Linked DNA regions of Homo sapiens: regions 1, 2, 3 and 5 are each linked to region 4. The links are chromatin loops, found by intact Hi-C in ENCODE. Cell type or tissue: PC-3. All regions are shown on one strand. Each heading gives the region's core, and the rest is flanking DNA. Links, peaks and the distances in the headings are about the cores only. Region 1 has its middle 110 kb from the start of RPL34-DT. Region 2 has its middle 13 kb from the start of LEF1. Region 3 overlaps RPL34-DT (RPL34 divergent transcript). Region 4 overlaps LEF1 (lymphoid enhancer binding factor 1). Region 5 overlaps LEF1 (lymphoid enhancer binding factor 1).

Region 1 (6,019 bases), core at 430-5,429, 450 kb after region 4:
GTGTAAAATACACACTGGATTTCCAACACTTAGTGTCAAAAAATAAGGTAAATATCTCACTAATCATTTTTACATTGATTACCTGTCAAAATGATACTATTTTGGCAGTATTAACGGAAGTATATTGTTACAATTAGCTTCACCTGTTTCTCTTTACTCTTTTAATGTGTCTAGTAGAAAATTTTAAATCACATATTCAGCTTATACTCTATTTCCACTGGACAGCGCTGTTCTAGATCAGGGGCTCTCAAACTTCCCTGTATGCAAAATTGTACAGGAAGCTTTAAAGATACAGATTCCCAGGCTCCATCCTCAGAAAGATTCTTATCATATTAGTCTGGACTGAGACTCTTGTGCTGACATTTCTTTTTTAATCTCCCAACTGAGACAATATACAACTGTTCCAGGGTCTGTGGAAGACACATATCTGCCCTAGCCATCTGGAATATATCCATTTGGCCATCCTCTAATGGCCATCCTCTCTGTTTGTAGTGATATTTAAATGCATTCAAAGATTGTTTGATAATTCTTCCTTCGAAAAGTGGAATTTAATTCCCCTCCTCTTCTGTGTGGAAAGGGCTTAATGACTGGCTTCTAACTAACAGAATGTGGCAGAAGTGATGGTATATGACTTCCAAGACTAAGTTATAAAAAGCATGTGGCTTCCTTCTTGCACTCTCTCTTTAATTACTTGTCCTGGGAGAAGCCATCTGCCATGTCGTGAAGGCACTCAAGCAGCCCAGTGGAAAGGCCCACTGGGTAAGGAATTGAAGCCTCCTGCCAACAGCCAGAAGGAATCAGGTGGGCATGTAAGTGAAACACCTTGGAAAAGGATCATCCAACCTCAGTCAGACCTTCACATGCCTGCAGCCCTGACCAATATCTGCAACTTCATGAGAAATCCTGAGCCAAAACCACCCGACTAAGTCAATCTCAGATTTTTTACCTACAGAGACTGATGAGATAATACAGGTTTATTGTTTTAGGTTGCTAAGTTTTAGGTAATTTTTATGCAGCGATAAATACCTAACATGCTGTGACACTGGGTCTCGCCACTCCTCATCATTTCCTCACCAAGGTCATCTGCCGATGGTGAACTGCCCCAGCAGCTCAGAGCCATTTATGAGGGTGCTGCATGGTTTTCCTTTTCCAGGTGACAGCCCAGTGGCCACAGACAACCATGTGGTTGTGAGGATCTTCCCACTAGGTGGGCACCCAGAGAGGTGCCTCAGTGCTGGCAGTCAGCAATCACATAGCCCAGCCGCCTGGGATCTGCACACTGGCTGCAGCTTTGATGCCTTGCTGGTGGCAACACAGCATGGCACTTGGTGAAAAGGCACTAGAATAACTTTCTGGGTCCTTTGAACTTTGCTAGGGGCGTGAATTTTGGCATGTCTCTACCCTCCTCCCCAGTCTGTTTTCACTCTTCTCAGCCTCCATCCTGAAACAAAGCTCCCCTTCAAAACAGGGCTGCTGAGAAACACACAAGCACATCCATGCCCATTTCTATTGTTCCTGGCTGCAAATTCCCTCTTCCTCAGCCGTTTCTCACTTCCTGCATATGTCTGTAGACCCATAGCTGCAACTGCCTATGATTGCAATTTTATCCCTACTTCTGATATTATATACATCCCAATTTCCACTTTGCCTCCCCAAACATAGTCCCACTGTCCACATCCCCTACGTTTCCTGGCACGTTGGCAGTCCTCTGGAGGAACTAGTACAATGCACACTTCTACACAGGTTTTTCTCCCTGGAGGAAGCAATGAAGGAAGCGTTATGCCAGTCTTGGTCGATTACAGAAAGAACTATTGTAGATTCATAGTCTTGGTCAAGAAATTCTGCTCTAGTTGGTTTGGCAATAATACTAACAGAAAAGTAATAATGCTTAACTTCCTTTTTTGATAGCATTATTTTAAGTTAAATTCCTTCAACTTAAAGTTCTTTAAGATTTATAAGGTAAAGAGTTAGTTTCAGCTCACTAGATCCCCCAAGTTTCTCTAAAATGAACACCTAAGTATTAACATTACTCAAATGCTTTATGGTTTTTTTTCCAGTGCAAAAGGGGAAACAAAGCTTACTTTATTCCTAAAGTGTTTTCCCCCATGTTTTTGCCTGGCCTGAAATCAGACTCATGTTCTAAAAAGGAGCGATTAAGTGCAGACTTCTGTTTTAACAGGATGTATTTAAGGCAGCCAGGAGCATTCTCCCTGCGTTAAGTTGAAAGGTCTTAATCAGAATGAAAAATTGATTACTTGTCTTGACATATGAGTCACTTATTGTCACAAGGAGCTATCCATTTAAGTGTATGATATTTCAGCTTTGCATAAATAACGTCTCCTTTCTTTTTGACTCTATAAATATGCAGGTTCAAACACAAGAACATCTGACTCCAGGGGGCTTGTGTCTGAGTCTTGAATCGTGTTGTCAAAGGATAATTCATATTTCTCCCCTCCACCCCCACTCACACACACTTTTTAAATGTTCTTCTATCCTGTGCCTCCCCCTTTACTCTCTTCCACCTCAAACAGATAATCCATGTTTTTCAAAAGGTGCCTTGTTACTGAAAGGATAACTGGAAACTCACCAGCTTGTATCTTAGGCTACTGGGCTTCACTCCTTTTAATAACAGACAAAGGAGAAGTCCGCTAATGATGTTGACCCACCTCGGCTTGTGTTTGTGTAATGTTTGAAAGAGGTTTTGTTATCGTTAGACGTTCCTGAACAATCGCTCTCAGAACATCAAGCACCGAGCAGAGCGGAGAGGTGAGAGTCAGGATCGGGGCGGGGGATCGGAAAGGCTCCCGGTCCAGTCCTCCCTGCTTGTTCAGCACCATCTACTGGGGGATTACAATGCGACTTCAGAAACAAGAACTCATGTGGCCCTAAATACAGGGAGGAAAGTTTTACATCCATCCTCACAGGTGGTACATAATTACTCACTGTTTATCGTGTGTGGGTTACATATATCCACATTTTGAATTATAAACAACAAATATTTCATCTTGTTATTCAATCTTACATTGTCTCTAACCTGAGATATTTGACTCATTAATTTGTCCTTGATGAGTGGGGGGGGGATGAAAATAATTGTAATATCATCAAAGCAAATAACACCTGGGAAAATCTCACAAACAGTATTCCGAAATTGGATAAAATAGAATGCTGTTCTAACGTGGCTCTTTATTACAGTTCATTATCTTTCAAACTACATTATTTTAAGATAAACTGATATATAAATAATTTTTTAGATAATCAAAATTTTAAGCACCATAAGGTTTAATATTATTTTCAAAGGAATACAAAGGAAAATTAAATTTTTATACATGACCAAGAGCTGTTTATTATGAACATCATTTACTATGCAAGACCTCAGGAACAATTATAATACGTGGAACTGTTTGCCCTTATGCTAAATGCTCCTTTTCCAGTTAAGTTCTTGTCTCTTCTTTTCATTGCTTTTCTTCCTTCTTATATCCAAAGTAATTCTACCTTCCTGTAGCACCCTATGCATGCACCACATTTCTTCATCTTTTACTTCTTTTAAACTTACTGGTAGGCAATCATATAACTAAATTTAGTAGAAGAAGTGAGACCTGCTGTGGCTCATCTATGAGTAAAATGTACATGTAATGAATGAAATTTGTGACAACACTCGCCTGTCTTATTCCACTTTATTCTGAACTAGCAGATGTCTTCAAGAAAATTGAGATGGCTGAATAAGCCACCTTCAAATACAGCAGTCCCCAGCCTTTTTGGCACCATGAACCAGTGAAAGACACTTTTGCCACATACATGGGGGCAGGGGAAGGTGGGACAGAGGATGGTTTTGGGATGCAACTGTTTCACCTCAGATCATCAGGCATTAATTATTAATTAGATTCTCATAAGGAGCATGCAACCTAGATCCCTCACATGCGCAGTTCACAGCGGGGTTTGCTCTCCTATGAAAATCTATGCCGCTGCTGATCTGACAGGAGGTGCAGCTTAGGCAGTAATGCACGCTTGCCCCTCTCACCTCCTGCTGTGCTGCCCAGTTCCTAACAGGCTGTGGACCACTACCCCTGCTGGGGTCCCCTGTTCAATAAGTTAAATGCAGTCCATTTGGGTATACTATTAGTTAAGGGACATTTACCAAAATATATGTTCACATAGAAAATTTAGAAAAGGCCCAACTCAACTGGTACAACAATGTAAGGCAGATACTCTGTTAAATACTCCCAACAGTGCTGTTATGTTAATTTCATTTCTTGACTAGTTTATGGATTGCTTCCTTTTTGAAACCAAGCAGGAATAAATGAGAACTAACTGGACGTTCTTAACTTTCTTCTCAGTCATAGACTCCTTTTAATCCCACAGTTTGGCAGCTGATATAAACTAACAAGATAGTTACTTATTATTATCCATGACATTCTAATCCAGTTCTAGAATAACAGGTGGACTCTAGAAGATGATAATAGCTATATGTTGCCTCTACTTATAGGTTAGCTCCTTGGTTAAAACACTACGTTAGGCGACCAAGATCATGAATATGATTTCCCTCCCCGGGGGCATATCCCATTCTGTGGAAGCTGGTGCTTATGCCACTTGGAGAGCTCTTTAAGAAACAGAACATAAAAGTACCATTAGGTAAGAAAGTGACTATTTAAGAATAATTTTACAAAGTTGACAAATACTGTAAGCATCACAAAATCCAGGTTAACAGAATGTGTGTACTAACTACCTGACACTTCTGCAATATTTTTCTACTTTTTAATCTGCATGCTCTTTGAATGCCTCTTTAAATGAAAATTCTATAATTTTCTATAGCAACAGTGAAGGGTACTTTTGTGTTTCCTCTAGCAGAAAGTCTTTTATTTTAGACAGATTTTAGAAACAATGGGAAAAAGTGTAGCTTCTACAAAAGGAAACGTGGAATTACCATCTAAGGGATGAGGTTGGCCTTCTGAAGGAATAAACGAAGAGAATATTAGTTAATGTGGGGGAATCAAGTTTATTTTGGAAATGGTTTTGATATCACCAATGAAAGGAAGTAGTGTATCCCAGCGTTTAACAGCTTGGACCACTTAAAACTGTGTGACTTTGGCAACTAACAATTTATTTGCACTGCAGTTCACTAATAGGGTAAAGTTGCTGGAAAGATTAAATGAGAAGGTTAATGTAACATATTTTAACAAAGTGCTTGTCTTGTTGTTTTGCTTCACTTATGAACTGTTTTGCTTTAAATATTAACAATAGTCCAAAAAAAATTAAATAAACTCCCCAAGTGATGCTGATGCACAGCTAGGAATGGAGACCACCAGACCACACTTGTACCAAAAATTTAGCTTCTTTGATAGGAGATGCTTTGGGGGTAGAGAGAGAGAGAAAACAGTAAAATGATTCCTTACCTAGTGAAGAAGAAATACATTAAGCCAACTTTGCAGCCACAAAAAATGATGGATTTAAAGACTTAAATCCATGTTTGGTCATGTTTCCAAATATCAGAAAAAAAGTTTTAAAAAAAGTACTTTACATCAAAAAGTTTATCCACCATGATCAAGTTGGCTTCATCCCTGGGATGCAAGGCTGGTTCAACGTATGAAAATCAATAAACGTAATCCATCACATAAACAGAACCAGCGACAAAAACCACATGATTAATCTCGATAGATGCAGAAAAGGCCTTCAATAAAATTCAGCATCTGTTTATGTTAAAAACTCTCAATAAACTAAATATTGATGGAACATATATCAAAATAATAACAGCTATTTATGACAAACCCACAGCCAATATCATACTGAATGGGCAAAAACTGGAAGCATTCCCTTTGAAAACCACCACATGACAAGGATGCCCTCTCTCACGACTCCTAGTCAATATAGTATTGGAAGTTCTGGCCAGGGCAATCAAGCAAGAAAAAGAAATAAAGCATATTCAAATAGGAAGAGAGGAAGTCAAATTGTCTCTGTTTGCAGATGACATGAGCTTATATTTAAAATACCCCATCATCTCAGCCCAAAAGCTTCTCAAGCTCAT
Region 2 (6,019 bases), core at 569-5,568, 120 kb after region 4:
ACTAAAATGCTTTAATAAGGCATTAGCCTTAGGCCTAGCAAATTCTTTTAGTTGCAAAAGTCATTCCCCTCCATTTCAGAGATTTAAACCTGATGCAATAAGAGGAGGAAGATGAACAAAAGAGCAGGGTCATTTTCTGGAAGAAATGGGTAAAGACTGTTTGTTGAGAGATGTACCTCTAAAGCCTTGATATGCTTTTATGGTAGAGAAGTATTACATAAACATACTATCCTTACTGTGACTAAAAATGACCCATAGGCCAGGCACGGTGGCTCACACCTGTAATCCCAGCACTTTTGGGAGGCCAAGGCAGGAGGATCACCTGAGGTCAGGAGTTCGAGACCAGCCTGGCCCATATGATGAAACCCTGTCTCTACTGAAAGTACAAAAATTAGCTGGTCGTGGTGTCAAGCGCCTGTAATCTCAGCTACTCAGGAGGCTGAGGCAGGAGAATTGCTTGAACCCAGGAGGAGGAGGTTGCAGTGAGCTGAGATCATGCCCTTGCACTGCAGCCTGGGTGACAAGAGCGAAACTCCATCTCAAGAAAAAAAATAAAAATAAAAGTGAACCATAGATTTTCAGTGAAGTACAGAGAGTAGGCTGGGCACAGTGGCTCACACCTGTAATTCCAGCAGTTTGGAATCAAGGCAAGAGGATTGCTTGAAGCCAGGAATTCAAGACCAGCCTGGTCAACATAGCAAGACCCCATCTCTAAAAATAAAATAAATTAGCTGGATGTGGTTGTGTGCGCCAGTAGTTCCAGCTAGTCAGGAGGCTAAGGCAAGAAGAGCACTTGAGCCCAGGAGTTTGAGGCTTCAGTGAGCTATGATCATGCCACTGCACTCTTGCCTGGGCATCAGAGTGAGATCCCACCTCAAAAAAAAAAAAAAAAGAAGAAAGAAGGAGAAGAAAAGAAGGAGGAAGAGAAGAGGAAGAAGAAGAGGAGGAGAAGAGGAACAAGAAGAAAGAATTGGAGGAGGAGGAAGGAAGAGAAGGAAGAAGAAGGAGAAAAAGAAAGAGGAAGAGGAGAAGAGGAAGCAAAAAGAAGAGGGAAGAGAAAGAAGGAGAAAAAGAGAAGAAAGGAAGAGAAGGGGAAGAAAAGGAGATGAAGAGGAGGAAGGAAGAGAAGGAAGAAGGAGAAAAAAATGGAAGAGAAGAGGAAGAGGAGGAGTAAGAGGAGAAGAGGAAGAAGAAGGAGAAGAAAACAAGGAGGAAGAGAAAGAATAAGGAGAAAAGGAAGAGGAGAAGAGGAAGAAGAAAAAGGAAGAGGAAAAGAGAAAAAGAAAGGAGGAGGAGGGAAGAGAAGGAAGAAGAAGGAGAAAAGTAGAGAAAGAGGAAGAGGAGATGAAGAGGAAGAGGAAAAGAAGAGGGAAGAGAAGGAAGAAGGAGAAAAAGAGAAAGAAGAAAGAGGAAGAGAAGAGGAAGAGAAGGAGTAAGAGGAGAAGAGGAAGAAGGAGAAGAAAACGAGGAGCAGGGAAGAGAAGGAAGAAGGAGAAAAAGAAGAAAGGAAGAGGAGAAGAGGAAGAAGAAGACGAGGAGGAAGAAAAAGAAGCGTTTATAACTTTGAAAAACTTGGAAAGGTCTAGCTGTGGATTTGTGAAATTCTAATATAGCTTGATGGTGAAATACCACACAGCTTTGATAATGATGCTCAATTATTTTTATTCACATGAAGATATTAGTGATACATTGCTAAGTTAAAAAATAAAGTTATAAGAGAATAAATGCAATCATACCTCATTTTAAAAAGTTTATGTTTACAGATCATTTATTAGAATGTAAACTCTATGAGCAGGGGCACTGTTTTGTTTACCTCAGTATATCTGATGTCTAGAACAATTCCTGGCACAAAGTAGGCACTTAGTCAATATCTGTTGACTATATCTGGAAGGACAGACAGTAAGATACTAATAGTAGTTTTCTCTGAATAGTGGAGATTTTTTATTGAGTTTTTTATTGTTTGTGCTTTTAGAAATTTCTTTTTTTTTTCTTTGAGACAGAGTCTTACTCTGTCACCCAGGCTGGAGTGCAGTGGCACAATCTCGGCTCACTGCAACTTCTGCCTCCCAGGTTCAAGCGATTCTCCTGCCTCAGCCTCCTGAGTAGCTGGGATTACAGACGTGCGCCACCATGCCCGGCCAATTTTTGTATTTTTAGTAGAGACGGTGTTTCACCATGTTGGCCAGGCTAGTATCAAACTCCTGACCTCAGGTGATCCACCCGCCTCAGCCTCCCAAAATGCTGGGATTACAGGCATGAGACACCGCACCTGGCTGCATTTGGAAAATTTTATATGCAATGAACCAACATTTTTAAAGTAATAAAATATAATTTTAAATGTTATGTGATAAAAATATCTTAAAAAGTGAAAGAGCTGATCTTGGGTAATTTTGACAACAAAAATTAGTAAATCACAGAAGAAGAGTATCAGGAACTGGGGGCAGTATTGGAGCCACTGCATTATAGCAGACACAATTTCAGGGCCACCTGCTGGTCATGCAGAGGTCAATATAAAAGGGCTCTGACAGTTTATAGCAAGCTTGTCCAACCCATGGCCCACAGCCCACATATGGCCCAGGACAACTTTGAATGCAGCTGAATATGAATTCGTAAACTTTCTTAAAACATTATGATTTATTTTATTTTTTAGCTCATCGGCTATTGTTAGTATATTGTATGTGTGGCCCAAGACAATTCTTCTTCCACTGTGGCCCAGGGAAGCCAAAAGATTGGACACCCCTGGTTTATAATGATCAGAAAGATGGGCTGTTTTTTTTTAAGGTAATAATTTAAACACAATGAAATGTGTAGGTCTTAAGTGTACAAAGTATACAAATACACACGTGTGTGTGTGTTTTAAATCGGGCAGCTCTGAGAGTCACAGGTGATTCTGAAAGACTCCCCAGAGTGTTTTGATTAATATATACACCTGTGAAACTATCACTCCATCATGATATAGAACATTTCAGTCATCCCAGAAATTTCCCCTATGGGATGAACTTATTTCAAAGCAACTTCTTAAGCTACATTTTTGGTGAAATGACATTTGTTGGTAGTTTGTGGTTTTCTTGCTGGTTGCTTCGGATATATTCCTTAACTCTGTAATTTATTTTCTCTATCTGAACAACTTGTCACCTTAGAGTATCCCTTTCTAGAAAACATGCTAATACTGTAATGTACTTAATAGGAAGGAGAGAAATGGAACTCAGGTTATTGGATTGGCTATCAAAGTGCTGAATTGAAACACTGACCAAGTAAATTGCATGAAATAATTTGTATTATAAACTGTTTTTCATTGTAGTAAGTGAAATGTCTGTTGTCTTAACGACTGACAGTCGGAAGAGGTCTTGGTTTGCTCCAGACATGGATGTTTGGGGAAGGGTATTAGGGGAGCAAGTGACTAAGGACCTGATGGGGTGATTTCCAGAGGCAGCTGTGTGCCAGAGACTTGGGAACATGAGGCTCTTTGGTGGGTGCAGAAGCGCAGGAGAGCAACGTGGATTTGTGCATGCCCCCTGCACATACCTTCTAGGCTTAGCATTCCTCTGGCCTCTGTCGGTTCAACATGTGGTTGAACACAGCAAACAGGAACATCTTTTGGCTGTGGCACAATATTGTACTTACTGTAAAAAAGATAGCATTTCCTGAATTTCTTTTGTGGGAAGTGTTAAAAAATACAGATAGGATGTATTTTTTTCCCCCTTACTGTGAAATAGCTGAAGTTCATCTCTCTTTCTCTCTCTCTCTTTTTCTCTTTCTCTTTCCTCTCTGTTTCTAAGGTGAAGATAAACCTCAACTTCCAGGAAGGGAAAAATTTAATTAACTTAAATATGGGCTCAAAGGTCCATGCCAAAACAATGTGATCAATACATAGGTTAAAATTGTCCTAAAGAGGACTATGGAATGGATTGCAACATGGTTCAGGTCAGATGACTTCTGGGATTACTAGCCTGGTAGTCCAAAAAGACATTGCATGCTGTGAGGGAAATAAAAACAATAATGCGAAAACAACGTTAAGGATCTACTCCAAGTATGGCCCACAAAACACTCTTGAGCTGCTTGCTGTTGCGCCCCTGTGCGTTTCATCCCTCCTGCTCTCTTCGTCAACCCTACAGCATGTGGGGTGTGAAATCACTTGAGAAACTGTTTCCACTGGTTTGCTATGAGAATTTCATAGTTTGACCCCTGAAAATGAAGGGAATTAGAATTGATAGGAGGGATGATTTGGTGCCCAAAGTGGTGAATTGGTGCCAGAAGGTCACCTGAGTAAGAAATGCCTTTGCCTGGTGGCTACGTAAGTTAGAAATAAGTGAGCTGAAAATTAAAGTAAAAAAGGTTAATTTCTATGAGAATATCAGTTGGACAGACAGCAATTAGATAAGGTACAATCTAAGAAGTAAAGCAGGAGAGAGAGTTTACTTAATAACTAAATATTTACTTTTATCTCTTTCACTCACTTGTAAACCAAGATAAGCCTGTTTGTTTTCTATATAAGAGTTAATGCTCTATGATTAATTATATTCATTATTCCAATAATAGCAACAATGAGCTTTAAATGAAAATCATTGTCATTATGTCTATTTATTTCTTGGTTGCAAATTGAAAAAATATTGAAAATCAAATGGACATTGTACATTATTTACTAAGAATATTTCACTTACTGTGGATGATTTAAAAAAAAACTATTCTGTTTCACTTAATGCTTCAAGTGAATTACATTTTCTGCCTCTCACATTTGAATACAAGGCTGTTATCTTAGGGCTCCCAGCACTGTGGAAGAAACATTTCATGGAAGTAACTCTATTTCAGCTGTAATGTCTCTTTCTGCTCCTTTTTTATTGAAGAAAAAAAAAGAAGAAAAAGAAAAGAAAAAGAAATAAAGCAATAATAATTATATTTCTAGCCCAGAAATATGATCCTTTGAATAAAACTCTGCCCTCACTTTCAGTTAATCAGAAGATGAGTGATATCCTATTTCTTTATAGTTTCCTCTAGTCTTGGTGAGATGAAAGAGGAATTTGCAATCAAATAAGAGTGGTATTGCAGACATTACAACTAATTTATATAGTTAAAAACTCAGAATTGTATCCAGATCTGACCAGGAACATGACACAAGATTTAATTTAAAAGGAAAAAGGGGACAATTTCTTTTTTTTATTTTGGTAACTCAATTTACATTGTGCCATGACTCAGTAATTATGCTGCAAGCCTCACTGTGAACACTGATGAATTGACTTTGTGTCCATCTATTATGTTGACACTGGATTAAAATAGAACTAACTCCATCATTCAGGTTGGAGAAAATTCAGAAGTATTGCTTACTCCTCTTTTCTTTCTACTGTCTCCTTTTTCTCATGTTCCAGATTATTGGTGCCTCACCAGAAGAGAACAGAGGAGAGACTTACTGACTTACATAAAACATTCATTAACTTACCATAGAGACTACATATGCAGAATATCCATCACATCTACCCCACATACTGTAGTATGTAGCCAATATTTTGTTCATGTGAAAAGTAGAGAATTACACCAATCATTTAAATAACTTAGGTAAAACACTGTTGAAGAAAAACTTTATTTAAACCCAAATTAATTAATTCAAAAAGAGCTAATATTCAATCGTGCTTTATTTTGTCAAGGAAATAATTAGACATTTCTTTAGGTTCCAAGCAGTACTGAAATCATAGGCACAAAGTGGGTAGCAAATGAACATACATTCCTCCTCTGCCTTCTCTTTGGACCACATTCCAGGCATGCTTTTTGCCCCAGCTCTCCACCAAAACTGCTAAATCTGATGGTCAATTCTCGTCCCCCTTATTTGACCCATCATCAGCATTTGACACAGTTGATTACACTTTCTTCAAACGCTTTCTTCCCTTACTTCCAGGATGCCATCAGCTTCTGGTTCTTTCCGGATCTCCTTGGCTCTTCGTTAGTCTCCTTTGCTTGTTTTGTCTTCCTGACCTCTATGTATTTGGTGGAGTGCCCCTACAGCTCAGTCTCTCACCCCCTTCTCTTT
Region 3 (6,019 bases), core at 383-5,382, 510 kb after region 4:
TAGTTAAGACATCGGGTTTCCATAGTAATCACAAAGAATTCACTGTAAAGATTAGAATTGATTATATAAATGGGAACTTTTATGTTTTATAACTTACTGTAAGAGGAATTATTTTTAAATTTCTATAAGGATTCCAACTATATGACATTCTGGAAAAGGCAAAACTATGAAGACAGTAAAAATAACAGTGGTTTTCAGTGGGTAGAGGGAGAGAGATGAATAGGAGGAGCATGGAGAATTTTTAAGACAATAAAACTATTCTGTGTGATACTACAATGATGGATGCATGTCGTTATACATTTCAAAACCCATAGAATGTACAACACCAAGAGTGAAAGTTAATGGAAATTATGAACTTTGGGTGATACCGATATGTCAATGTAGGTTCACTGATGGTAACAAATGTACTTCTATAGTGCAGGATGTTGGGGGAAGCTATGCATGTGTGGGGGCAGAGGGCATGTAAGAACTTTCCATTCTGTTTTGCTGTGAACCTAAAACTGCTCTAAAAACCCTCTGTGGCTAGGTGTGGTGGCTCACACCTGTAATCCCAGCACTTTGGGAGGCCGAGGTGGGCACAAGTCAGGAGTTTGAGACCAGCCTGGCCAACACGATGAAACCCTGTCTCTACTAAAAATATAAAAACTTAGCCGGGCATGGTGGTGCAGGAGAGGCTGCTACTTGGGAGGCTGAGGCAGGAGAATCGCTTGAACCCAGGAGGCACAGGTTGCAGTGAGCCAAGATCGCGCCACTGCACTACAGCCTGGGCAACAGACCAAGACTCTGTCTCAAAAAAAAAAAATAGGGTCTATTTTTTAAAAACTCCTATAAGCATAGAAATGTTCTTAGGACATGGGGTCTTTTATCTCTCTCACGTGAGAAAAATTGGTTAGTATGAGCTAAAACTGGACAGGTTCAAACTACTGGCTTATAGCATGTTTCTGAATGCCCGATGACCTTAGCAGCCTATACAACACCTCATCCTCTCGTACCTAGAACATTGTTCTTCCCAAAGATGTTTCCTACTTAGAGTTAAGTTTTTACCCAAAGCATCAGAGGAATAGACAAAATCAAATAGAAACAGTTTCAATCACTTGCAGTGTTTAAAATATTTATAATCCTTGCTATAGCCAAAGGCAGCCGGGCTAATTATTTACCAAGCAAGTGGAAATGATGTCCCGGGGGAGATGGCAGAACTGATACATCAATTGGCAGAAAGTCTAGTAGTTAGTAGGAGTTCAGGGAGTCTCAGGAGCATCTTGAAATGGCTCTGTTTTAGCCTCACATAAGAACTGGACCATCATGCTACAAATGACACATTTGCTACTCAAAAGATCAAAGGGTACCAGGAGGGCTTCTGTAGCTTGTCCTCAAGTTGATTTTCTGAGCATCTCTAATGAGCTGCAGTGAGAAAAATCTATGCTGTCTGGGGCTAGAAGGTCCCAAAATAGAAAGATTCTCTAAATTCCTGTAGAGAAATTTAATGGAGGTGAGAGATTATTGGGGCTCCACAAGGGCTTCGAATTTCTCAACTGAAAAGCTTTTTATTGCAAATGACAGGATTTTATGAGTTTTGCTAATTAGAAGACCAATTAAGCCTTACTTTAATTTTTTTCAAACAACACAGTAACATCTGGACTTCAAATTGGAACTCCCTCTCACTTCTCAAACATGACAGTTAATGGTTTAATTATATTCCAGAATTTTTCTATGTATATACATATGTACATGCTGGTATAGGCTACGTATTTAAATATCACATTACAATGCTGTTGCTCATTCCTAGCTCTGCTTGAAATGTCCACTGAATGACAGAAGTTTAGAGATTTGGTGCAAAGACCAACAGCCAGAACTCGGGTTGCCCAATGAGCTACTGTCGAGTGTTTACGTTCCTGATTTCCACCTCACATCAGTAATGACAACACTTCCTAAACACCACCAGCTGTATTTTCCAAGTTTGAAAACTCTAACCTATGTGCACTTTGCAAGTCAGAAACCTAGAGGTCATCCACCCCCTCCCTCACCACCATGTTTGATCCACAATAAAGTTCAGCCAATTTTATCTCCCTCTTTATTCATGTCTCTTCATTTTCATGATCACCATGGTGGTCCAAGCCACCACATTCTGCCACTCTCCCATCTGAACTGTGGCAGTAGCCTCCTCATGATCATGCCCTCTTCTAATCCATTCTCCACAAAATAGCTAGAGAAATCTTTTTTAAAAAATAAATCTATCCATATCACCACTTATCAAGAACTTTGCCTGGCACAGACAACAAAATCCAAACTCCATGCCACTGCCTTAAGTCCCTGTATGATATGACTCTGCCCCCCGTCCAGCCTCAGCCACTCACTCTCATTTCCCAGGCTCTAGTCACTCTGGCTTTCTACTCCTGGAGTGCCCATGTTCCCTCCTGGCTCAGACGTGTGGACCCTGTTGTTCTCTGTGGCTGGAGTATTTTTCCTCCACCCTCCCTACTTTGCCTAGTTAGCACCTATTCAGTTTTCAGATTTCAACTCAAACACCACTTTGTCAAGATAATTTTTGATGGTATGCCTGTGTGACTGTTTCATTAATGTCTCTGTTGCCCACTATACTGTAGGCTGCATGCAGGTGGTTCTGTTTTAGTACCTGGTTTCCCCAGAAACTAACAATGTGCCTGCCATATGGCAGGAATTGGAATGTGAATTGCTAACAATTAAAGGACTGGTGCACGTAAAGCTGTTGGATCTTCTGGTTTAAAAAAAAAAAAAAAAAAAGCAGGAGTAGAAACTTCTTCTCAACTTCAGAGACTACCCATATACAAAAGCCCAGCTTCAGGCTGTGCTCTGTTCAGCTTGGCTTTGCCTGGATGGGCAGAAATGACAGTACACATGTGGACAGAGGTACTGATTCTCCCTTTTCAAGATGGAAAGACGGCCAGGCACAGTAGCTCATGCCTGTAATCCCAACACTGTGGATGGCTGAGGCGGGCAGATCACTTGAGGTCAGGAGTTCAAGACCAGCCTGGGCAACATGGTGAAACCCCATCTCTACTAAAAATACAAAAATTAGCTGGGTGTGGTGGCGGGTGCCTGTAATCCCAGCTACTCAGGAAGCTGAGGCAGGAGAATCGCTTGCACCCAGGTGGTGGAGGTTTCGGTGAGCCAAGATCACGCCACTGCACTCCAACCTGAGTGACAGAGGGAGACTCCGTCTCAAAACAAACAAACAAAAAAAAAGATGGAAAGATGACTTTTCAAAGGTTTATTTTCAAAAAAATATGTACTGGCGAATTGAGTTGGAGAAACAAACCAGTCATCAGTAATTACTTTTCCATCCTTTGGCGCCCTCTATTGACAATAAACTCAATTGCGGTAAAATTATACCAACACCTTCTACAGCTAGGAAATCTATGAGGTGGGTTCTTCTTCAAACAGATTCACGGTGAATTCAGTCTTTGGGAAAATCTGACTCCTCTTTCATCAAAAACATGGGTTCGTGTGTCTAAATTTTGTGTGTGTGTGTGTGTGTGTGTGTGTGTGCGTGTGTGTGTGTGTGTTGAGACGGAGTCTCGCTCTATCGCCAGGCTGGAGTGCAGTGGCGCGATCTCGGTTCACTGCAACCTCCACCTCCCAGGTTCAATTGATTCTCCTGCCTCAGCCTCCCGAGTAGCTGGGACCTAAACTTTTTTTGCCACATTTTTAGGCAACTGTATCTGGCCAATGTTAGAACTCAGAGCAAAATTATGGTAAAATATCTTTGTCTCAACTCTCAGCAAGAATCATCCTTAGGCTGCCTGTATGGGAAATACACTCCACACAGAGCTGCCAGATTGTCTTTTATTTTTCTCACCTGGACAAAATATTAGATCTATACTAGAAACAAGGACGAAGCAAATATTTAAATACAATATGTACTTTAATATTTTTTCCAAATGATTTAGTTTCAAAATAAATAATGTTAGTCCTTTTCCAAACACATGGAAAATGGATAAATCAGTAAAAAAGAATAGAAGAGGCTGGGCGCGGTGGCTCACTCTTGTAATCCCAGTACTTTGGGAGGCCGAGGCAGGCGGATCACTTGAAGTCAAGGAGTTTGAGACCAGCCTGGGCCAAAAGGTGAAAGCCCATGTCTACTAAAAATACAAAAATTAGCCAGGTGTGGTGGTGGGCACCTGTAATCCCAGCTACTTGGGAGGCTGAGACAGGAGAATCGCTTGAACTCAGAAGGTGGAGGTTGCAGTGAGCCGAGATGGCGCCACTGCACTCCAGCCTGGGTGACAGAGCAAGACACCGTCTCAAGAAAAAAAAAAAAAGGACAGAAGAATGGATGAATCAGACAGCACAGGTTAAGCACAATGCCCAGTCTATAGCAGCTTCTGGTAAATGCTAGTTCCAGTGTCACCTCCATTCTGGCTCTGCCACCAACTAATTGACCTTGAAAAGTCATTAAACTCTCTGGACCTCACTTTCTTCATCCGTAAAATGAAAGTGTTGAATTATGTGATCTCTGAGAGCCCTTCTCATCTGTAATTCTATATTTCTAAACCCACCCCCTATATCCTTTGGTTTCCCACCACACCACAGTTTCCAGAAAGGAAAGCAGAAACTCTCCATTGATTCCTACACTGTCAATTATGTTCTATGATCATCAACTCTGTATAAAGACGTGAGGACACACAGATGAATATGTTACTGTCCCTGACCTCTGGAAGCACATAGCTAAATGGTGTAATTCACTATAACACGTATAGGAAGAGCTATGTTTGAGTTACGAACAAATGCTGTGGTAACACATTGGACAGTACTATCACAGAGTTCATAAAATGATTGTTTTAATTTAGCAAATTCGATCAAAAATCAATTGAGTCGTGTGCTTGGCATTACCCCAACGATATAAGTAATAAGTTGGATTTTTCTCTTTTTGACCCTATGCTCTAGGTTTCACTTGGGTATAGCCTAAATATCTAAGAAGAAATGAAAATGGTGCTAAAACTCATCCCTCCTTTTCGGAAGCATGGCTTTATTAGAAAAATCAGCTGTAGAAGTTGTGTCTTGATCTACTTACTGTGGACTTTCCTGAGAACAGCAAGTCCTCTTGCCAACATTTGCCATGCAGATACCAGACTGTGAGTTGAAAGTCTGTACAAAGCAATTTCCAGTGGAAGCAAAGCCATCAGATCCCCTGCAGGCATAGTCAGCAGTATCTCTTTCAACTCACCCGGTCTCAGTGCTGCCCATGGTCCACAAAATAATTCATTTCCACCTCAGCTGCTGAGACCTAAAATTCCCCTATTCTACTTCAACTCTTTGCAAATTGGAACTCATGCTGGTTCCATTTGCTAATGGTGACCACGGCCAGTCCCTCCAAATTCCTGTGTTGACGGACAAAGGCATAACTAAATTTTACCAAACCCTGGAGCTGTTTAGTGTTTTAGGACTCTGAAGCATTTATTTCTGTCCCACATAGAAGCTATTCTCTGCTATGAAATAGAAAGATTTCTTAAAAGAAAGCGTTTGATGACCTAGTTGGTGAAAACAGAAATGATTAAAACTTAGGCAAATAATCCACATATTGCTATTACCTTAATGATTAAAACATGCAGCTCATTAATTTAACCTGACAGTGGGCCCTTTTGTGGGTAGACAACTCATACGTAATGTCTTACTGCAGCTGAAGAGACTTGTCCCATGCCAAGCCTGGCTCCCCATTTCTTTTATTACTGAGAAGGCATTGGTACAATCCAAAATGATTAAAGCAATAGAGATTGAATTGCAGACAAAGAACATCAGACTGGATCAGGAATGGGAAAATAAAACTCCAAACAAGAATGAGACTCAAGGGACTAATGATCAAAGCATTCAAGTTTCCCTTTTTAAAAAAAAAAAAAAAAAGCTGGAATATTCAACTTTCTACTTTATGACACCTCAGAAAAAAAGTTTACATCATCTATTAATACAGTAATGCTTTTTATCTGGGAGGAGTTCTTCCAGGATTCCTAAAAGAGAACCCTTTATATATATATATATGAAATCT
Region 4 (6,019 bases), core at 328-5,327:
AGCCAAATGTGTTTAAGCAGATGATTTTTTTTATCTTTTTTTTTTTTTTTCCCCGAGACGGAGTCTCTCACTGTCACCTGGGCTAGAGTGCAATGGTGCTATCTCTGCTCACTGCAACCTGCGCCTCCCAGGTTCAAGTGATTCTCCGGCCTCAGCCTCCTGAGCAGCTGGGATTACAGGCGCCTGCCACCACACCTGGCTAATTTTTTGTATTTTTAGTTAGAGACGGGGTTTCACTACGTTGGCCAGGCTGGTCTCGAACTCCTGACCTCATGATCTGCCCACCTCTGCCTCCCAAAGTGCTGGGATTACAGGTGTGAGCCCCTGTGCCCAGCCTTTTTTTATCTTTTAAAAGTAGCCTGTTCCTTCTTTTAAACTAACTCTCATGTCATACAACTAAAAGAAATAAAGTATCTAAAAATATCTTTTCAATCTATATAATTTAAAGGTGGTAGGCTTTTTATATTTGTTTTGATAAAGTAAATATTAATAAGCCAATTTTGAAAATTGTTTAATTAGTAAACTCAGAGTCATAATTCTCTCCAGCACTTCAAACATTATAATTCTTTACTTCTTTAATTTCATATAAATCTTAAGTCAGGAAGAAAGCAAAGTTCAGTATTTGATAATAATCTCTAACTTCTGACAAATTTTAAGGTGGTATTCCAAATCAAACATATCCCAAACACCAGAAACTCACATCAATTCTATTACTGTGCTATCAAACCCCCAAATTCCGCCACCAACCTGACAGCTCGAGTGCTATCTACCACAGGAAGCCTTCCTTGATTTCACTCCGATTTATATACTTCTTATTCTCTTTATTTTTATATAAGGCACAGCATGCCACTTCTTCACAGCATAAAACATACTCTTTTATAACTACCCACTTAATATGTCTATATCTTCTTAAACTTGAAGCTCCTCCAGGAAGGGATAGGATCTCATTTGCAAACACCCCCACCGCCTAACAGGATTCGTGACTTACAGCAGTCCTCACTAAATGTTTGCGTGGTGAGTAAACAAGTGATTAGTGTTCATGACACCGGTCTTCCAGCTGGACAAAGGACAGTGTGTGCAGTCTTATCCCCTGAGGCCCTGGGCTCCCAGCATTCCCACAAATGACTAGTCCGAAAAGCTAAACAGATGAATCTGGCCTCTCCCAAAGATCCTGCAGCTTGGGGACCACCATCTCCAACCTGGAGGAATGGCTTTTAGGGATCTCATTTCCAATTATCCTAAAAGTTTCCCCACAGTGTTGAGACCACATTAATGGTAATTTATTTGTTTCAATCTGATTTCACCAGGGTGAAACATTTTTTAATGCTCAAAAGTAGAAACATACGGGGAGACAGGAACACAACCGGGTGAATAAAGCACTGATTCAGGAGCCAGCCTCTCCGCTGGGCTGCATGCGGCCACTGCGCTGGCGCTGCCCATCAAAAAATGGGAAGCATTCCATGAAACCCATAGGATCTTTAAAGAAATGAAAATACAAGTTTTTTGTTCTTACTTCATCACCTAGGTTGGAGTGCAGTGGTGCAATCATAGCTCACTGCAGCCTTGAACTCCTAGGTCCAAGCTATTCTCAATCTCAGTTTCCTGAGTAGCTGGGACTACAGGTGTGTGTCACCATGCCCAGTTAATGCTTTTTATTTTTTATACAGACATAGTTTTGCCATGTTGCCCAGGCTGGTCTCAAACTCCTACCCTCAAGTGATGGTATATACCCTCTGCCTCCCAAAGTGCTGGGATTACCAGCATGAGCCACTGCTTCTAGCCTAGCTTTACCTTTACTCGTCAACTTCCCTTCAGAATTGAAAACCAGCTGTGTGATATTCCACATCACACTCTGACAGACTGGTTTGTTTTTTGCGTTTTTTGAGACAGAGCCATGTTCTGTTGCTCAGGCTGTAGTGCGGTGGTATAATCTCAGCTCACTGCAGCCTTGACATCCCGGGCTCAATAGATCCAACCACCTCAGCCTCGCCAGTAGCTGGAACACACCACCGCACGCAGCTAATTTTTGTAGAGAAGGGATCTTGCCATGTTGCTCAGACTGGTCTCAAATTCCTGGGCTCAAGCAATTCACCCACTTCAACCTCCCAAAGTACTGGAATTACAGGAATGAGCTACCATACCCAGCCTGGAGGATTGGTTCTAATCAAGTATTTTACTATTTCTAAGGTGAGGTCAGCACTAGTATGACTGTAGTCTGGCAAACAAGGAACCATATTATTACATTAGTGGAAAATCAAACCCTCAAACTAGAGGCAATGCTTCGAATATCCCAGGACACAAGGTAGCCATCCTGGGGAGGAAGGAGGGACACAGGGGATGATCTGTACAGGAACTGAAGAACATCCCCATCATGTATAAGCCATTTTCAAGGTCGTGCAGAAGCTTTATAGTTATACAGAGCCACTCAGACATAAAATGATGACTATAAATTAGGAAATAAAAAAAGAGATCTGAGTCCCTATAATAACACTGGGAGGCAGTGCAGACCACACAAAAGCAAAGCAGACCAGAAAGTTGGACTTGAGGGAGAGACAGACAGGGATCTCAGAGGACGCTGGGCACAATCCTTCACTTATACTGAGAAACCAGAGGCTTTAGGTGACCTGCCCCAGGCCGCACAAATTTATACAAGAGCTAACCTGGGAGACTGGGTGGCCTCATTCCTGGGCTCTGCTCTTTCCATAACGTGACGCTCTGTTCCCTTTGTCTTTCATTTCTTTGCCAGGGCTCTGTTCCAGAACAGAAGACCCCCTCCATTTTTCTGTAATAACGGTGGTTATTTCTAAGTGCCACCTCCTCGGAGGTGCCTTTCCTGACAATCCAATCTAAAAGCAGACCCCTAAGTTACTCCCTAACTTATTTTTATTATAGTACTTATATTTTCCTGTTTGTTTTTTTTAATCAACTACCCTCACAGCAACATAACAAGCACTGTGAGAATAGGGACCTTCTTTGCTCCATCCAACACTCTATTTCCAGGTCACACAAGTCTCCATAGGGCCTATCTTAGGTGCTCAATAAATGCTGAATCATGACTATAACAAGTCAGCTACTATACAAACAGAATGTTTCTGAATTCCTACAACAAAGGAAGGGGTGGGGGTACAACAGAAATAATTATCATGTCTAATTTATGGAAATCTTTATGAAGGTGGATCTGAGCTCCTCTCTACTCTACAATTCTTATCCAATAACTGCCAGTTCTGGTCTCCAAACTCGGATGGTGTGCAGGGCAGTGACTTCAAAGGCTGCATGACTGATCCGGGAATGAGAGGGAGGGCAACACCAGAGACTCTGATTACAGGAAGCTCAACCAACTGGAGCCTCACCAGCGGCGGGATGGCCTGAGAATGTTTTAGGGGGGTAGGGTGGAGAGAGAGGGTTATTTTTGTTTTTCTTGCGCAGGATAGAGAGAACATCTTAACCTTAAGAAAATATAAATAAGTGACAAGAAAGCACAATGACAGCTGTGACTTGCTAGAAAAAGATGTTTGGGATACACTTTAGGACAAAAATAGCCATCTTTTACATCTAAAATACCATAGGATGCTCATCTTGAAGAACACCAAATCGACTACCAAACTCTGAAATACAGAAATACATTTTTCCATGCTTTTTAATATAAATAGTTAGCTTTACAGATTTTGGTGCAAACAGAAGTGAGGTAAATCGAGTGCCAGCCCTTGGCACACTGCCATTCTGAGGGCTTTCTGTTTACAGGCAGAACATGAAAAAACTTTTGGCCATTCCTAAGTGTTCAGTAATTAAAACAATTTTTTTTTTCAAAAAAAAAAAAATTACAAGGCTTGTGATTTTGACTAGATTTACTTCTATTGTGAAGCCATGAGCTACTGGGGTGGGTGTCATCAGCCATGCTTACATCCTATCTGTGCTTCTAATAATGGAGCCAGGTGGCTGGCTCAGAAGAGGTTCTCGATTAATAGCCACTGAGTTAAAATGAGTATATTATTTTTTGATCTTATATGAAGGGATGGTCCTCCTTTCACCTGGAGGAAAGCTTGCCACTCAGTATTAGTTTAGAAGAATTTTGATATCATAAAACTACAGTGATGGGATTTGGAAAAACCTGGGGAATCTGAATAAAGATGAAGAAAGTTTCACAGAGGAGAGGGCAATTGACTTAGGTCTCAGTAGGAGGAAGGAGTGAGTCTGAGCTCCAACTGTGTGCTGGCCGCTGGGCAGATCCTGCACATCAACCACCACAGGGGGTAGGTATCGATATTCCCCTTTTCCAGGTAAGGAAAATGAAGATTAAAAAGCTGAAGTAGATTGCTCAGGGAATCAACTGATTTAAAATTCAGATCTATTTGGTACCAAAATCTCTGCTGGCCCCTTTTGGGCAAGTTGTTTGAAACCTCAGCACCAAAATTAAGTTCTAAAAGTTTAGGTAAGGGCCACCTGGTTTAGTCAAAAGCCAAATGAGCTGCAGTAAACACTCTTCTCCTAAGAAACACTGCACACGTCTATCCAGTCCTCTGTAGAGGAAATGGGCTTTCGAAGCCCAGGGACAGCATGTGCGGTGCCCTCTTGCCATGTGGGGAACTGCTAATAATTTTGTTTGGACTGATCATAGGACTCAGAAGGGCTAGGGTGAAAGTGAGGGGAGGCAGAGAGCAAGAGTGACTGGGGGCAAAGCTACAAGGGCAGGACTGGGCAGACCCACACACTCAGTGGCGGGTGCTTTATCTTTTAGCCAACGGGAAGTACTGGCTAAGTTTCCAGGTCGGGAAGTGATGCACAATCTGAGTTGTAGGAAATCCCTCCAGGAGCAACGTGAAGGATGAACTGGTAGAAAGAAAGCCTGGAGGCAGAAAAATTATTAACGTGTATTACAGTACTCCAGATGGAAAGTCTGAGCACCTGAACTAGGGCTATGGCAGTGGTAAGTGTGAGAGAAAAGGCTCAAGACAGACCCCAAAGACAGGGATTGGTGATTGACTGGATGTGGGTTCTTAGAGAGGATAACCAAAGGCAGCTCCTTTGAGAACTGTTACCAGGAGAAGAGGTACACACCCTGCTAATTTAAAGCTTAATAAAGACCAAGCCTTAATTTACAATGTCAGGTTCCTTGGGCTAGTGGTCATGTGGAAATAAATAAAAAATTATAGTAAAAAGAAATAAAATAAATATTACTTATAAATACTAGAGCAAAATCTAGCAATAGTTACCAATAAAGAGAAATACTTGATAGAAGAAACACAGTTAAATAAGTGCCCATGCCATATTAAATAATAGAAAAAATATAAAGCATATATAGCTTTCTGACTAGAAACAAATACATTACTTTTGAGTGACTACATGTGATTTCAATTGAGAAAAAGTCTCTACTGAGCAAAAGCTTGGGAGTTCTGGGCTAAAATGGTGCTCCTCAAACCCACCCTGGATTTGCTGAGTAAGATGGCATTTTGCTTACTGTTTGTTGTTGTTTGTTCTTTTTTTAAGCAGGCCGATTTGCCACTGATCAGTAAGAAATGGTTTAGAAGAAAGAGTTAGGGGAAAGGAAATGGAGGAAGAATAAATGTGCCAAAGAGGATAGAAGAGAAAAGATAAAAGCATACTATATTGCAAATACATAGCCGGTATAAAAACCATCAGATTTTTTAAAGCACTAATTTGATTTTGCTGAGTTCTCCTCTTTAAGGAGCAATGTCGAATGAACTCATTATGAGCAAGAAGATTCACAAGCAAGTGCCTCTTTTTATAACAACTAACGTCAGCAGTAGGACCAGAGAGTCGTTCTTACCATGTTTCAGATGTAGGCAGCTGTCATTCTTGGACCTGTACCTGCAGAAAATTGTGTCTTTAACAAATTTTTATTGAAGAGGTTTTTGTACATTCCAAATACGTAGTAGCTACAATATCATGTGAACTTGTTTGCTTTACTTTTCATGGTTCTTATACCAGCCATTTTTATTTGTGCAGTACAAGTAGTGGCCTTATTTTTAATGAAAGAAAAAAGGAAAATAAATGGGACCTC
Region 5 (6,019 bases), core at 683-5,682, 58 kb after region 4:
TAATTCCATGCGCACACCTATACTATCTGTTAGGGACAAAAAGTATCTACTGACAATGCAAGTATCCAAATTTATATATTGGAAATGAGCTATCCAAATAGATCAGAGATCAATAGACACAACTGAATGAATATGAGGGCAAGAACAGTAGTAGTAAGTAGAAACAGTGGTGAGACTTGATCAAGAGAAGTTACTCAGATATAATTCGGTTTAATACTGGGAAGCTACCCGCTCTCTCAGTGGCTATGGTGAGTCCATGTCATTCTTCTGCTATGTAACCTTGAGAAAATTTCTTTTTAAGTGTTAATTTTAAGATGGTTCACATTATTGGTCTTGCTAAATACAAGTGTGCTAATAACCCAAGAATTGGTAACTCTGAGCTCTATCTCAAAAATAAATAGTAGCTGATGCCACAGAATAGATAATTGCTATCAAAACAGTAGGATGAAGCTGAGTCCTAATCAGACTGGAAGAGGTTAAAGAGAGAAAGAATAAGATAGTTGTGTAGCTGCTGCTGTAGAAATAGATAAGACTAACCTCTCTCTGCTTCTGGCATTTACAGCATGAGAAAAAAGAATCTGTAATGGAAAATGTTGAAAGATACACTGAAGCTTTTCAAAACATCAGAGCAGTGAGACCTTGAAATTCATTTACTTCAATCCTTGCATTTTACCAATAAGGAAACTGAGGCCCAGAGAGGTTAAAAGGTCTGCCTATAATGTAACACATACACACACACACACACACACACACACACACACACACACACGGCTGTAAGGCAGGCCTGCGGTCTGAAGGCTGCAGTGCCCCTTCCTCTTTACTGCTTTCTTCCCTCTACTGAGGAGCAGTTATGGAAAGCTATTTTTGTAGAGACAATTGAGGTCCCTGACAATGACAGAAGGAAAATAAATGGTGGTTTCAATTCCAAGTTAAGCTATAGGCTCACTGCTGTGCTCCCGCCCAGGCAAGATTTTGACTCTGAGGTAAAATAAGAGAGTCAAATCTGATCAAGGTAGCTGTGTGGGAGTTGGCTTGGAACTCAAACAGTGAAAAGGGCAGGGGGACATGAGCTGGACTCAGCTGACAGGAAAGAGAAACAGTAAGCAAGAAAAAAGGGTGCAGGCCAGGCACAGTGGCTCACACCTGTAATCCCAGCACTTTGGGAGGCCGAGGTGAGAGGACTGCTTGAACCCAGGAGTTCAAGACCAGCCTGGGCAACACGGTGAAACTCCATCTCTACAAAAAAATAGAAAAGTTAGCTGGGCGTGGTGGCACATGCCTGTGGTCCCAGCTACTTGACAGGCTGGGGTGGGAGGACTGCTTGCGCCCAGGAGGTAGAGGCTGCAGCAAGCTGTGATTGCACCACTGTACCCCAACCTAGGCAACAGAGCAAGACTGTCTCAAACAAAAAGAAGGGACCAAAGAGCCCTCCGAGTCCACTTCTGAACCACACTAGAGTACAGTACACCCCAATTAACCCTCATGATGGCCACACACATAAAATCCAACTTGAGAGCTGTTTGCCCTGAGGGCTGTCAAGAGTCTTACTTCAGGGCAAAGTGGAACAGTATGTGGTGGGAGCCTGGATTCTGGGGCCTGGTGAACCTGGGTGTGAATCTTGGCTTTGCTTCTCACTGGCTGTGTGCCCTGTGTGTTTTCACATCCCTGTCTCTCAGTTTCCTGTAAGGTAAGGATAATAGGATCTGCTTCAGCAAGTTGTGGAGAGGATTCAATAAGTTAGTATTAGAGTGCCAAGAACAGTGCTGGGCACATCATAAGCACTGTGTAAGTGCCCACAAGTAAAGAGACTGGTCACATTCTATAGCTTCAAGCCCACAAGATGCCAAAGGTGGCAACGTGTGACACAGAGTGCCCTCACTGTGAGACATCACTGTACACAATTCACATTCACACATCCTCTTTTCTGTGAAGAGGTTAGCCTTTTCATCTGATAAGCAATTAAGGTTCTTTCTTTGATTTTATTTCTTTTGTTTCTCCTCATTAGAATCAACCCATGTAAAACATTTAGAAAATCTAAACAAAAATTACCTAATACTGCCACCCAGAAAAAAACTTAGAGATAAATTTCTTCCTAATTTTTCTCCATTATACCTTCACATATAAACATTTTTTAAAAAAAACCCTGATATTATTTTATAATCTAATTTACTCGACATGTTGTAAATATTTTACCGTGATTAAATATTTTAACAGAATTTTTAATGGTTGCACGGTTTAACTATAGTGTAATTTACCACTTGTTAGCATCTTTATGACAAGATTCAACCTCCACCTTTCTATTCCCACCATTTGCACATCCCAAAAGAAAATGAAAGCATAACAAAGCTTTTGACAGCCACCCCCAAACAGGTGTTCTTCAGTAACTTTCTTCCCAGCTGGGCTACGCCACAGTGCTCAGAAAATGGCTCCTAGAAAAGCCTCTCCATTTGAGCTACAGCTTCTGCAGTACAAGGTTCTGTAAGGGCAGCTCTTGCAGCCGGCTGAGTGTCACCACTCCAGGAATGTCTGACCTTTCCCAGGGCTTTGATCAAACGACCTCCTGCTGAGCAGAACTGGCCAGAGAGAAGCTTTGCGGGGAGGGGGAGGAAGAGCAGGGAGGGGATCAGGGTGGGCGTGAAGGGTCCCAGCAATGGGCAGCTCGCCAGCCTCTGCAGGGTGACTGGAAAGGTCTGACTGGAAGAATCTTAGAGATCACCTCCCAAGTCCCCATTTTAGAGATAAGAAAACCAAGGCTCAGGAAGATAACAGGACTTAATTAGCACTTGTGAAATATAACTTAATATTAGCAGTGATAACAGCCACAATTACTATTACTAGCATTTGGGGCAGTCATTATGAGCCAAGTACTATGCTAAATAAATGTTCAGTCCCAATGACTACTCTGTGAGATTGCTATCATTATTTCCATTTTAGGGAGTAGGGAGTGGGGAGTGACGAGGCTTAGACTAAATGAGTTGCATAAGATCCCACAGCTAACAAGTAGTAGAGGTAGGAGTCAAATCCAGATCTTTCACCAAAGTCCATGATCCTTTTAAGCATACCACAAGAACAAATAATTATTTTTATTTCCATTGCATTGTTTTCTAAAAGATGAGCTTATTAATACTTACTGCTAACTTGGAAGGTGGCAAAGAATTCATGCTTTCATCTCTAGTCATCTTTTCACAAATCTACATTTCTGCATTTGCTAAACAGTGACATAAAAATACTCAACAGATCGATTTGTCAACAGTCAAGTTCCATACATTTTATACAAAAATGATTTTGAGTGCGAAACTTAGGCTTAATGCGAACTGTGAATTGTCATGCTATAGTTAAACTAACATGAAGGTAAAAGACTGCATAAAACACTATACACCCAATGAATGACATGTGAAAAGACATTACTTCTAAATATCTATGTAAGGCCACCTCAGGTTTAGAAAGGCCTTAGGCCAGGGACTCTCCCAAGTACATAATTACAATGCTTCTCTTAGATGATTGTCAGGTAGAAGACAGAGATTTCAAATAGTTTGTTTACCTATTTTTTTTAAAGGCTCTTTCTCAGTATGACTCATGTGAACAATTTAAACAAACAGCTGTGGCAGGAGATGGCCACTGCAGCCTGCTCGAGTAGGTAAAATGTACTGAACCTGTGTGGTTAATTAGATCAATCTTGACTCATTTTCTTTAATGAGACAGTATAACACACAACGTCCACCAGACCTGTTTTCTGGGTTTTGTTTTACATAATTTGTTGTTACGGTCTAATCTATTCTTGAGCTTCTTTTTGGTTAAAGCACCAACTTTCTAACTATTTTTTTTTCAAACAAAGATTTTTTTGTGTATATTCAACATCATGCATCCTTGTGAGGGAACTATACCGCACAGTACATGATTTGTGATGAAATACAGTCAAGCAACTTACACCAAAGAAAAACACATGAAAATAAGATTTTTTAAAAAACATTTTTTTTCAATTTCTTTGCCTTTCAAGCAGGTCAGCTATACAGATTATAAGTGTAGAACTGAAAGCTAACTCCCACATACGAGATAAAAGTTCAACATCAGGTGATGGAAAATCACATATTGAGGAGAAAAGTCAGTCCTTGGGTTCTAAATCATTTGTCTTTGTTTTCTGTTAAAATGGGGAAATTTTCTATCTTTTTTCCTTTCATTTAGAATAGATAATTTCTATTCCTGATCACCTTTAAATGCACACACTGAGGTTTTGTTTTCACTGACTAAACCCTAGGGATATGACTAATTCTCATCATAAATTTTCATTCAAGAAATTTCTGAGTCCATATTACATATTGAACCTAATAATAGAGTTCAGATTTATGATGCTCAAAATGTCATGTAAGAGTATTATGGTAATGTACAAAATGAAATACTGAGAATCACCACACTTTTCAGGAAGTCCCACTGTAAGGCAAAAGATTAAAATAAAAAACCCTCAATAAAAGGTGTGAAGGTCTTTGCCAGTTTCAGGATGTGGCCTGTTTGGGAGTATGTTGAATGATCTGCCCCATCACGATAGCCTTCATTACAAAAAGAAACACATATGTACCTGTGCATTTGGTAGCCTCAAGTCTTTCCTATAAGGCGGCCTAAAAGTTTGACTTAGTAAACTGGTGGTTCTCCAACTTTTGGTTTCAGCATCCATTTATAATCTTGAAAATTACTGAGGACACCCAGGGAGCTTTTGTTTATATGGATTATATCTATCAATATTTATCATATTGGAAACTGAAACTGAGAAAATTAAAAAATATTTATTAATTTGCTTAAAAAACAATCTGTTTAAATTGTTACATGTGAACATAAATATTTTTATAGGAAGTTGTACCATTATATGTGTATATTTTATATATGTGTGTGTGTGTGTGTGTGTGTGTGTGTGTGTGTGTGTATGTATGTATATATTTAAAAGAAGGGTCTCACTCTGACACCCAGGCTGGAGTGCAGTGGTGTGATCACGGCTCAATGTAGCCTTGAACTCCTGGGCTCAAGGAACCCTCCTGCCTCAACCTCCCAAGAAGCTGGGACTACAGGTATGTGCCACCACCCCCAGATAATTCTTTATATTTTGTAGAGATGGGGTCTCGCTTTGTTGCCCAGGCTGGTCTCAAACTCCTGGACTCAAGCAGTCCTCCTGCCTCAGCCTCCCAAAGTACTAGGATTATGTGCATGAGCTACTGTGTCCAGCCACCATTTTATGTTTTTGAAAACCTCTTTAACATCTGGCTTAATAGAAGACAACTAAATTTTCATGTCTGCTTCTGCATAAAATTTGCTGTGAAGTATATGTAGAAATTCTAGCCTCACACAGATATATAACTGGAAAGGAAAGAATTATTTTAATAGCTTTTTAAGATAATTATGAATATTCTTCTTTGATACAATGGACAAAGCAGTAATTTTTTAAAGGTCAGCTGCAATGTGGAATCTGAAACCATCAGTGAACTTTTCCTACTCTGTTACATTGAAATCCATTAATCTATCAAAGTCCTACACTTTGAATCTCTCATCCACATGTGATTTTGCAACAAACACTGATCATCTGAAAAATGTTGGGTTACTGAGTCATGTAGATTTTCCCAATGTTTACCTGTTTCATTATATAATACCACAATCACATTTGTCAATATCACCACTGAACTCATCAGAAGAGACATTAAAGGATAGGAAAGCTGTCAAGCTTATGTTGCGGAATACAAGATTTCCAAAATTCTAATTTGTATTTGAAAGCTTGAATTTTGTACTTGATAACTGTTTTCCTTAAAACAATAGGCTCATTTCACTTACTTTTGATAACCAAGTCTACCAAATAACCAAGTCTGAAGAGCCACAGCTGACCTGTCAATCATTCTGCAAAGTAAAAACTCAATCATACTGGTGTTTTCGAGACAACCATGGCACTTTGCCACATTGTAAAAGTGCTTTATATGTACTTCCCATCTCATCACTAGAATATTAAAAAGACACATGTGCTTAAGGGCCTAGGTTTAACAAA

Evidence for each region. Peaks named below come from ENCODE experiments on the same cell type or tissue, not always from the same donor. Only the 100,000 strongest peaks of a DNase experiment are listed, where the experiment ranks them.
Region 1: it touches region 4 in a loop (11-fold over the local background); 14 of 110 quality-filtered maps call a loop at or near these places.
Region 2: it touches region 4 in a loop (13-fold over the local background); 3 of 110 quality-filtered maps call a loop at or near these places.
Region 3: a loop joins it to region 4, with 14 times the contacts of the local background. A loop is called at or near these places in 43 of 110 quality-filtered maps.
Region 5: it touches region 4 in a loop (4-fold over the local background); 4 of 110 quality-filtered maps call a loop at or near these places.

What each region holds. Positions count from the first base shown.
Region 1 is chr4:108,510,506-108,516,524 of GRCh38, forward strand. No RefSeq gene overlaps it. Among named protein-coding and RNA genes, the nearest start is that of RPL34-DT, 110 kb to the right of the region's middle. In PC-3, for the core only: a CTCF peak has its summit at 2,853 (motif pointing left); no DNase peak of the experiment used is centred there; H3K27me3 peaks cover 2,220 bases.
Region 2 is chr4:108,179,421-108,185,439 of GRCh38, forward strand. No RefSeq gene overlaps it. Among named protein-coding and RNA genes, the nearest start is that of LEF1, 13 kb to the left of the region's middle. In PC-3, for the core only: a CTCF peak has its summit at 2,496 (motif pointing left); no DNase peak of the experiment used is centred there.
Region 3 is chr4:108,569,387-108,575,405 of GRCh38, forward strand. All of the region lies in intron 1 of RPL34-DT (RPL34 divergent transcript), which reads right to left. Among named protein-coding and RNA genes, the nearest start is that of RPL34-DT, 48 kb to the right of the region's middle. In PC-3, for the core only: a CTCF peak has its summit at 3,339 (motif pointing left); no DNase peak of the experiment used is centred there; H3K27me3 peaks cover 379 bases.
Region 4 is chr4:108,057,838-108,063,856 of GRCh38, forward strand. It overlaps LEF1 (lymphoid enhancer binding factor 1), which reads right to left. Exons shown (of 12, transcript NM_016269.5): 11 at 5,786-5,826. The coding sequence ends at 5,792. Among named protein-coding and RNA genes, the nearest start is that of HADH, 71 kb to the left of the region's middle. In PC-3, for the core only: a CTCF peak has its summit at 2,491; a DNase peak (open chromatin) is centred at 1,034; H3K27ac peaks cover 1,056 bases.
Region 5 is chr4:108,115,118-108,121,136 of GRCh38, forward strand. All of the region lies in intron 3 of LEF1 (lymphoid enhancer binding factor 1), which reads right to left. Among named protein-coding and RNA genes, the nearest start is that of LEF1-AS1, 49 kb to the right of the region's middle. RefSeq lists enhancers at 1,502-1,661, 2,256-2,765, 3,333-3,612 and a silencer at 1,852-1,921. In PC-3, for the core only: no CTCF peak of the experiment used is centred there; a DNase peak (open chromatin) is centred at 3,544; H3K4me3 peaks cover 535 bases; H3K27ac peaks cover 2,091 bases.